Linked DNA regions of Homo sapiens: regions 1 and 3 are each linked to region 2. Evidence: chromatin contacts called from ENCODE Hi-C or POLR2A ChIA-PET data. All regions are on one chromosome and are shown on one strand. The core of a region is the stretch at or near the end of the contact, and the rest is flanking DNA. Distances in the headings are between cores, read along the strand shown. Region 1 holds the start of CARD11-AS1 (CARD11 antisense RNA 1). Region 2 overlaps GNA12 (G protein subunit alpha 12). Region 3 overlaps AMZ1 (archaelysin family metallopeptidase 1).

Region 1 (2,700 bases), core at 153-2,652, 120 kb after region 2:
TGGCTTATTTTTGTAGAGATGGGGTTTTGCCATGTTGCCCATGCTGGTCTCAAACTCCTGGACTGAAGCAATCCTCCCGCCTTGGCCTCCCCAAATGCTGGGATTACAGGTGTGGGCCATCAAGCTCAGCCTTCCTGCTGTTTCTTCAAAAACAAAAACAAAAACAAAAACAAAATGCCCCCTACTTATGGGCTTTGCGAGTGCTTTCCCCTGAGACTTGCATGGTTGGCTCCTTTCATCCCTTCAGATCTCTCTTCATGTGTCTCCTTCTCAGAGACCTTTCCTGGACACCCTAGTTAAAGTAGCAATCCTCATGTTCTGTCCTCACGCCCTGTCTTCTCTTCTTGATAGCACTCATTTCTACCAAGTATCTATGCATTTGTTTTCTGATTACAATGTTAGTTCCACGACAGAAGGGTTTTAGTCTTCAGCTATGTATCCCTGGAAAAGAGCCTGGGGGCCAGGTGTGGTGGCTTATACCTGTAATCCCAGCACTTTGGGAGGCCAAGTGTGCAGATTGCCCGAGCCCAGGAGTTCAAGACCAGCCTGGGCAACATGGTGAAACCCTGTCTTTACTAAAAATAGAAAAAGGGGGGTGGGTAGGATAAAAATAGAAAAAAATTAGCTGGCATAGCATGTACCTGTAGTCCCAGCTACTTGGGAGGCTAAGGTGGGAGGATCACCTGAGCCTGCAAGGCCAAAGCTACAGTGAGCTGTGATCACACCACTGCACTCCAGCCTGGGTGACAGAGTGAGACTCTGTCCAAAAAACTCCTCCAAAAAACCCAAAAACAAAAAGCCTGGTACCCGATGGAACTCAATAAACAGAAAGAATGAACGAGGCCGGGTGCAGTGGCTCATACCTGTAATCCCACCACTTTGTAAGGCCAAGGGAGGCAGATCACTTGAGCCCAGGAGTTGCAGATCAGCCTGGGCAAAATAGCGAGACCCCTTTTCTACAAAAAAATTGAAAGAATAGCCTGGCGTGATGGTGGGCACCTGTAGTCCCAGCTACTTTGGAGGCTGAGACAGGAGGATCACTTGAGTCTAGGAGGTCAAGGCTTCAGTGAGCCATGATCACACCACTGCAGCCTGGGCAGTGGAAGACCCTGTCTCAAAAAAAAAAAAAAAAAAAAAAAAAAAAAAGAAAAGAAAAAGAAAGAAAGAAAAGAAGGAAAGGAAAATAAAAGAAAAGAAAAAAGAAGATGTAAATCTCCTTAATTCATTTGCGGAGTGAGCCATTCTGGGTCTGCATGCGCATGTGCAAGGTGGATCTGGGACTGAGCCGGTGGTGGAAAGCTGCGCACTGGGTCGGTCCTTGTGCGCATGTCTGCCCATGCGCACAGGGGATGTAGGCCGCTTACCCGGTAGCGCTAAGCACTATGGGTACACGTGCAGGTGCATAGTGGACCTAGAACTCCCAGAGGCCCTGTGTCCTCCATTCCCCCACACCTGGCTGGCAGGAAGCTCCGGCAGACCACGTGCATGTGCCTGCACCTGCTTTATGGGAGAATTGAGCCCTGGTGACATTTGTTTCCCCCGGGTCACCCTGGCGGAGTAGCCCTTGGGCACCCCTCACCTCGAGTTGGAGGTCTCGGCTCCTCATGACCGCCATGTTCTTCTCCTCACTGAGCTGTGCGTAGCGCATGGCTAAGTTGTAGTTGTCGTCCTTCACCTTGACCAGCTCGTCATTGTAGCTGTCCCGCTCTTCCTTCATCTTGTAGTACCGCTCCTGGAAGGTTAGCAGCTCCACGCGCGTCAGCGTCATCTGCTTCTTCTCATCCTCCAGCTGCCGCAACCTGGCCAGCAGCTCGCAGCGTTGCAGGTCCTTGGCCTTCATCTGCTGCTGCAGCTTGATGACCTCGTTCATCAGGAAGTGCGTGAGGCCCTCGTGGCCTTCCTCCACTGTGGAGAGGGGGCACCCAGTCAGGCCTGAGGACTGGGAAGTGGAAAAAGGAGGTTCCAGACGCAGGGCAGGTGCCATTCATTCACTCACTCACCAACGTTGTGCCAAGCTCTTTACTCACTCTGCCCACGAGGCACTGGGGATTCAGAGTGAGCGAGACTCACAGCCTTGGCCCCGGGAGAGCTTAGGGTGTAATAAGAGAAACACATTTAAAAAAATCAAATGATACCACAAATAGAATTACAGACCGTGAGGATTTCACAAAGTAAAGGTAGATGGGGCTATGAGAGTGTGTAGCAGGGGCCCAGATCCAGCCTTGTGGGCAGAGGGGGTTGGAGAAGGCTCCTGATGGTTGAGGTAAAATGTTAAGTTCGGGTGGGAAAAGGCATTCTAGGAAAGGGGAACAACATTGCCAAGGCCATATGGGGAGGAGGGAGGAACTTGGCATATTTCAGGAACTGAACGAAGACCAAAGTGGCCGAAGGAGAGAGAGAGAAGAGAAAGGCGAGGCTGGTGGTGTCAGCAGGGACTGGATCATGAAGGGTCCTTGTGGGCTGCATTAAAGACCTGGGACTTTTTTTATATTTTAAAACAGGGTCTCGCTCTATTACCCAGGCTGGAGTGCAGGGGCATGATCATAGCTTATTGCAGCCTGGAACTCCTGGGCTCAAGCAATTCTATGGCTGCAGCCTCCAAAAGTGTTGGAATTTCAGGCATGAGCCACTGTGCCTGGCCAAGACCTGGGTCTTTACAAAGAAGCAATGAAAAACCACCAAAGGGTTTTAAATAGGGGA
Region 2 (2,700 bases), core at 7-2,506:
TGTTTTAAGTCCCGAAGCCTGTGGTAATTTGTTACAGTGGCAACAGAAAACCAAAACAGCTGTGGAGGTGTATGTGACTCATTACTGAAAGGTGAGTTTATAAGTGAGAAACACAATAACCAAAAGCAGTCCCCTTAAGAAATTCCCTAGTCTGCATAAAAGACAAATAATCCAAATTAAAAAAATGGGCAAAGGATCTGTATAGCCATATCTCCAAAGAAGATACGCAAATGGCCCATAAGCACATGAAAAGATGCTATACCTCATTCACCATCGAGGAAAGGCAAACCGAAAACGGGATGGCTGGAATTCAAAGGACAGATAAACACAAGCACGGTTAGACCCCAAAGACGTTATATTGGTGGGAACAGAAATGTTGCGGCCAATTCAGAAACACTCGGGTAGCTCGTCAAAATGTTAAACATAAAGCAACCATTTGACTCAGCAATTCCACTCCTAGGAATACACCCAAGAGAAAACATGTTCACACCAAAACCCGCACATGGATGTTTATAGCAACATCATTCATAACACACAAAAGATGGAAAGAACCTAGATGCCACTGACTGAGGCACGGATAAACAAAACGGGGCGTAGCAAAAGGGAATGCTATTCGGCCGCTTAGAGGGATGACGATGCCACGCTACAGCATGGATGAACTTTGAAGAAACGATGCTAAGAAGTCCGTCGCAGAAGACAACATACTGTATGATTCCATTTACATAAAATGTTCAGAAAAGGCAAATCAACAGCGTCGAGAGAAATCCACGGTGTCGAAAGTGGGCTGGTGGCCGCCCGGGGCTGGGGCTGGGGCAGGAGGAAAATGTGCAGTGGCTGCAGGGTTTCTTTCTGGGGTGATGAAAATGTTTTAAAAATTGACTGTGGTGATGGCTGCACAGCTCTGTAAATAGACTGAAGTCCACTGAATTGTAGGCTTTAAATGAGGGCATGGTATGATATGTGAGTTATAGCTCAATAAAGCTTTTTTTTTTTTTTTTTTAAGCTGAGGCCAGGCATGGTGGCTCATGCCTGTAATCCCAGCACTTTGGGAGGCTGAGGTGAGAGGATCGCTTGAAACTAGCCCAGGAGACATGCAAAACCTATCGCTACAAAAAAATAAAAAATAAAATTAAAAAAGCTAAAAAATTGAAAAAGAAAGTCCCAAGCGCTGTAAAGCACAGAGCACGGAAGTGACACACAGTGTGGCAGCTGCTTGTTGTCCAGACCTGCCCCACCGGCCAGTCACCAGCTCCTGACTCACTGACCACCCTGGCCTCTGCCCTGTAATCTTCCAAAGAGGAAACTCCAACTGTGTCTTTTAAAACTTTTTACTTTAGAGACAGGATCTCACTCTGTCACCCAGGCTGGAATGCAGTGGTGCAATCACAGCTCTCTGCAGCTTTCAAGCTCCTGGACTCAAGCCATCCTCTTGCCTCAGACTCCCATGTAGCTGGGATTACAGGCATGCACCACCATGGCCAGCTAATTTCTAAAAATTTCTGATAGAGATGGGATCTCACTATGTTGCTCAGGCTGGTCTTGAACTGCTGACTTCAAGAAACCTCCTGCCTTGGACTCCCAAAGTGCCAGGATTACAGGCGTGAGCCACCGCGCCCGGCCTACATCCATGTTTTCATCAACATGGACAAAACTCCACAGGAATCACTCCCATTTCACAAAAATGTTGTCTAGGTGAAAGATGCCAATCAATTATTCTCTGGTTAATGTTCTGCTTATTCTTGGCTTAAGAATTTTTGTGATGACGCTTAGATTACAGATGTTCTGCAAGACAGGCTGAGAAACAGAATCATTCCAATCACTCCTGCTGTATCCTGAGGGGAGACTCTCCGCCTGTTCAACACAGGGACACGCTGCCTCCCGTGGCAAGGTGACTGTCTTGCTGCTGACTCGGGCAAAAAGACCATGAGAATGAATTCACCAACCAGGGTTCCCTTCCCTCGTAAATACTGTGAGAAAATGGATGTCAGTCTCCAGCTGACCGCAGAGAAATCACGGCCAGGTGTTGGCACTTACAGAGAAGAATGAATACAGAACTGCTTTAATCATCCACTCAGGAAACTCCCCAATTGTATCAATGACTCTATATAAGGAAGCGAGGCTTGCAACTCCAAACGAACTCACTGGGTGGCCCCAAGCAAAACAATTCACCCCAAACGGTGTGCCCTATGGACAAGAGAAACTCCTGCAGTTATTCTATTTTCTCAGCTCCCTGCTCCTCGTTTTCCTCCACCTTAGCAAGACAGTGATGAACAATGCTAGGTAAGCTCTTTCCCTTCCTGTGGCAAGTCTAGTAGCAAAGGGCTAGTTGCCAGGAAACATGAGGTTACACCATATTCCTGCTTAGTGGAATCCTGACCTTCATGTTACTAAAACATGAAAAATACTTTGTTTACAAGATCATCAATATTAAAATTTGGCTTTCAAGTTCCCTAAGACCTTTTTCCTGTATTTATTACAAGAATTTATTTATGCATCCAACAAATACTCAAATGCCTACTATGTGCTGCCATGGTGCCAGGCCCTAGGGACACAGGGGAATCAGACCAGGCCCTCGCATGCCCGCCCAGGCTGACATTCCAGGATGTGATGACTAGAACTATGTAAAATGTGATATACACATCAACAAGGGTGATTCAGATTACCACCAACATTTCTTAACAAACCTAGCTAAAAAACGTT
Region 3 (2,781 bases), core at 120-2,619, 110 kb before region 2:
CTTCTCCTTCCTGGGGCTGCAAGCGCCAGTCTTGTTGGCCCGGCTGCCTCTCCAGCGTCCCCACTGGGCTGTCCATGGCCTTTGACTTACCATGTCCTGATCTCCAAATGGCCCTGGCTGTCACTCCACATCATGCAGTACTGTGTGCCCTCAGGTCACACCAAACGCTGGTGGCCCACACCTGACTTGGGAAGGGGCAGGGCCCAGGCAGAGGAAGAGGATGACGGGGTGCCAGCCTGAGCCTGGAAGATGGGGGTCCCCGGCTGCCTCCTGACCCCATCCTCTGGCCCTCTCCCCGCAGACGGCATCCTGTCCTTCTTGAAGAACAACAAGCCAGGGGACGCGCTGTGTGTGCTGGGCCTCACACTGTCTGACCTGTACCCCCATGAGGCCTGGAGCTTCACCTTCAGCAAGTTCCTTCCAGGGCACGGTGAGCCGGGGCCCCAGCAGCTGTGCGTGGGGGGTAGCCTGGCATGGGGCTGTGGCCTCCGTGGCTGCAGGGCACCCTCTTTGCTTTTGCTTCAAGCACCCTCCTGGTGGAAGTCAACACCTGTGCATGGGAATAGATGGCCCCTTCCAGCTCCTCCTGAGGAATGGCATAGGGGCTGTTCCTCAGCTGTGGCGTCTGCCCCAGGGCCCAACTTCATGTGGGCAGGACAGGGCCTCCCAGGACTGGTATGTCTTTGGGCCATGGCCAGCTTGCATGAGAGCATGAGGTGGGTTTGACGGTGGGCCCCCCAGAGCCAAGGCTGACCCCTGAGAGTGCCCTTCTCTCCATCTCTCTCCAGAAGTGGGCGTCTGCAGCTTCGCCCGGTTCTCAGGGGAATTCCCGAAGTCGGGGCCCAGCGCCCCTGATCTGGCCCTGGTAGAGGCAGCAGCAGACGGCCCCGAGGCCCCCCTGCAGGACAGGGGCTGGGCCCTGTGCTTCAGTGCCCTGGGGATGGTTCAGTGCTGCAAGGTGGGTGGGGGCTCTGGGGCTGGTAAGAGGGGACAGGAGGGTGCTGTCTGAGCCCTTGGTGCCTCGGTCTGTTACACTGCCCCATCCTCACAGTGAAGTGGATGGACCCCTAACTCTATGGAATGAGGAAAGCAAGGCTACACAGCTATGAAGCAGCAGGGGAGGGATTAGAGCCCCAAGCCCCTATCCTGTGTGGCCTCCCACCCTGACTCACCTTTCCCCTGGGGCCCTGAAAGTGGCCTGTGCCGCCTGGGGCAGGGGGAGGGCGCCTGGACCACCTCCCGGCCATCTGGCCTCACCCAGGTCCTCATTTTGGTCCTGCTGGGGCTGCCTGGGGATCTGCCGGATGCAGGGGCAAGGCAGTGAGGCAAGGTGCTTGGTGGCCTTCCCCCCAGGTCACGTGCCACGAGCTCTGCCACCTTCTGGGCCTGGGGAACTGCCGCTGGCTCCGCTGCCTCATGCAGGGTGCGCTCAGCCTGGACGAGGCCCTGCGGCGGCCCCTGGACCTCTGTCCCATCTGCCTGAGGAAGCTGCAGCATGTCCTGGGTTTCAGGCTCATCGAGAGGTACCAGGTGAGTGGCTGAGTTGCGCTGCCCGGCTGCTGGGACCTGCGCTCCGGAGGCCCGCGAGCGCCGCCTGGAGGCTACGCAGGGCATGGGGACCGCACACAGGCTTTGTCAACTGCCGGGTTCCAGGCAGTGCAGAGCCCTGGGACCTGCGCTGGGGTTGAGCTCCATCCGGATCTCACTGGCAGTAGATCGAGTCCTGCCAGGGCCCGCGTGTGGTGGCTGTGACTGGGAGGTTGCAGCGGGGTCGAGTGGGGACGAGGGCTTTTCTCCCTCTGTCAGGAAGAGCTGGCATTGGAGCCCAGCCGGCGGGTGGCACGGTCTTCCCAGGGTAACTTTCTCTTTGCTTTCCCGTCACCCACACTTGGGTCACTGCTGCTCAGAGGAGGCACAGGCCCCTTGCGAGGAGGTGGGAGCTGACACAACAAGGCTTGTTGGAGGTGGCCTCCATTCCTAACTCCCTCTGTCGCCTGGGTGGGGTTGCCGAGCAAAGGGCTCGTCCGTATTCATGGACATTTGTTTGCAAGCTCAAAAGCTTTACTCTGAGTTCTGAGTGCAAAGGCAGGTGGTGGTAATTTTTCTTCAAACCCAGCTTTGGACTACAACCAGTTATAAGGTGCTCACTGCGTACAGGCACCAGAGCAGTCAATGAAACCGCGCTGGAAAGCCCCTGCATCCTCCTCCCGCCCGTTGAGGCAAGTGGGGGTGTGGTTCCCGGACCGAGCCTGTCAGAATCCCCTGCAGGGCCTAGCTGGGCCCTCCTTCCTTCTGGGGTAGAGTGAGGAGCTGTATCTTGCAGGGTCCTGGGTGACACTGAACTAGAGGCCGTGGCATTTCTAGCTCACAGTGCTGGAATCTCTCTGCAGGGATCCTCTCTGAAGACTCTGGCAGTCAAGGGAAGGTGAAGGGGGCACAGAGGAAACAGCTTTTCCAAGTGTAAGGAGAAGAGCCTGTGACTTGGGGGGAACCCAGGCGCAGCCATGGCTGAGGGTAGGAGCATCTCCCGAGGGTACAGGTGGCGTGATGGCTGGTCAGCACCTGGTGATGCCTTGTAAAGGTTGCTGCTGCCAGCTGTGCCCCGTCAAGGGGCAGCTCTTAGTACCTTCCTGAGGCTGTGTAACAGGCACAGGGGCAGCTTGGTCTGCAGAAAGGGTTGAGAGCTCTCATTTGATGCCTTCACCTGGGGTCTTGTGCAACCATCTGACATGAACTTTTAGAAAGTGTATGCCCCTCCCTACACGTGCTGACCTGGCATAG

The links. Hi-C counts contacts between places; a loop is a spot of excess contacts on that map. ChIA-PET counts read pairs that join two places held with the same protein, here RNA polymerase II (POLR2A). Pooled maps may share reads with other maps.
Region 1: a loop to region 2 is called in a map of G401, with 6 times the contacts of the local background. The contact joins the promoter of CARD11-AS1 here to the enhancer-like site in region 2. A Hi-C loop is called at or near these places in 1 of 168 maps with a recorded cell type or tissue (G401).
Region 3: a loop to region 2 is called in a map of sciatic nerve, with 2.9 times the contacts of the local background. The contact joins two enhancer-like sites. A Hi-C loop is called at or near these places in 6 of 168 maps with a recorded cell type or tissue (B cell, CD14-positive monocyte, HCT116 and 3 more), 19 of 37 single-sample maps with no recorded cell type and 11 of 50 pooled maps. POLR2A ChIA-PET finds 5 or more read pairs at or near these places in 7 of 52 experiments (A549, GM12878, MCF 10A and 4 more).

What each region holds. Positions count from the first base shown.
Region 1 is chr7:2,942,633-2,945,332 of GRCh38, forward strand. It overlaps CARD11-AS1 (CARD11 antisense RNA 1), which reads left to right and starts at 1,403. Exons shown (of 2, transcript NR_187443.1): 1 at 1,403-1,876. It overlaps CARD11 (caspase recruitment domain family member 11), which reads right to left. Exons shown (of 25, transcript NM_032415.7): 5 at 1,580-1,905.
Region 2 is chr7:2,819,420-2,822,119 of GRCh38, forward strand. The region is part of intron 1 of GNA12 (G protein subunit alpha 12); the gene reads right to left. Among named protein-coding and RNA genes, the nearest start is that of GNA12, 24 kb to the right of the region's middle. RefSeq lists enhancers at 1,588-2,277, 2,278-2,700. Within about 2 kb of position 1,257, at least 21 of the 41 ENCODE cell types and tissues checked have a DNase peak (open chromatin) inside an H3K27ac peak, as active enhancers do.
Region 3 is chr7:2,708,287-2,711,067 of GRCh38, forward strand. It overlaps AMZ1 (archaelysin family metallopeptidase 1), which reads left to right. Exons shown (of 7, transcript NM_001384743.1): 4 at 302-430; 5 at 789-958; 6 at 1,354-1,530. Among named protein-coding and RNA genes, the nearest start is that of AMZ1, 21 kb to the left of the region's middle. RefSeq lists enhancers at 1,258-1,357, 1,277-1,972, 2,118-2,337, 2,348-2,397 and a silencer at 1,518-1,677. Within about 2 kb of position 1,370, at least 4 of the 41 ENCODE cell types and tissues checked have a DNase peak (open chromatin) inside an H3K27ac peak, as active enhancers do.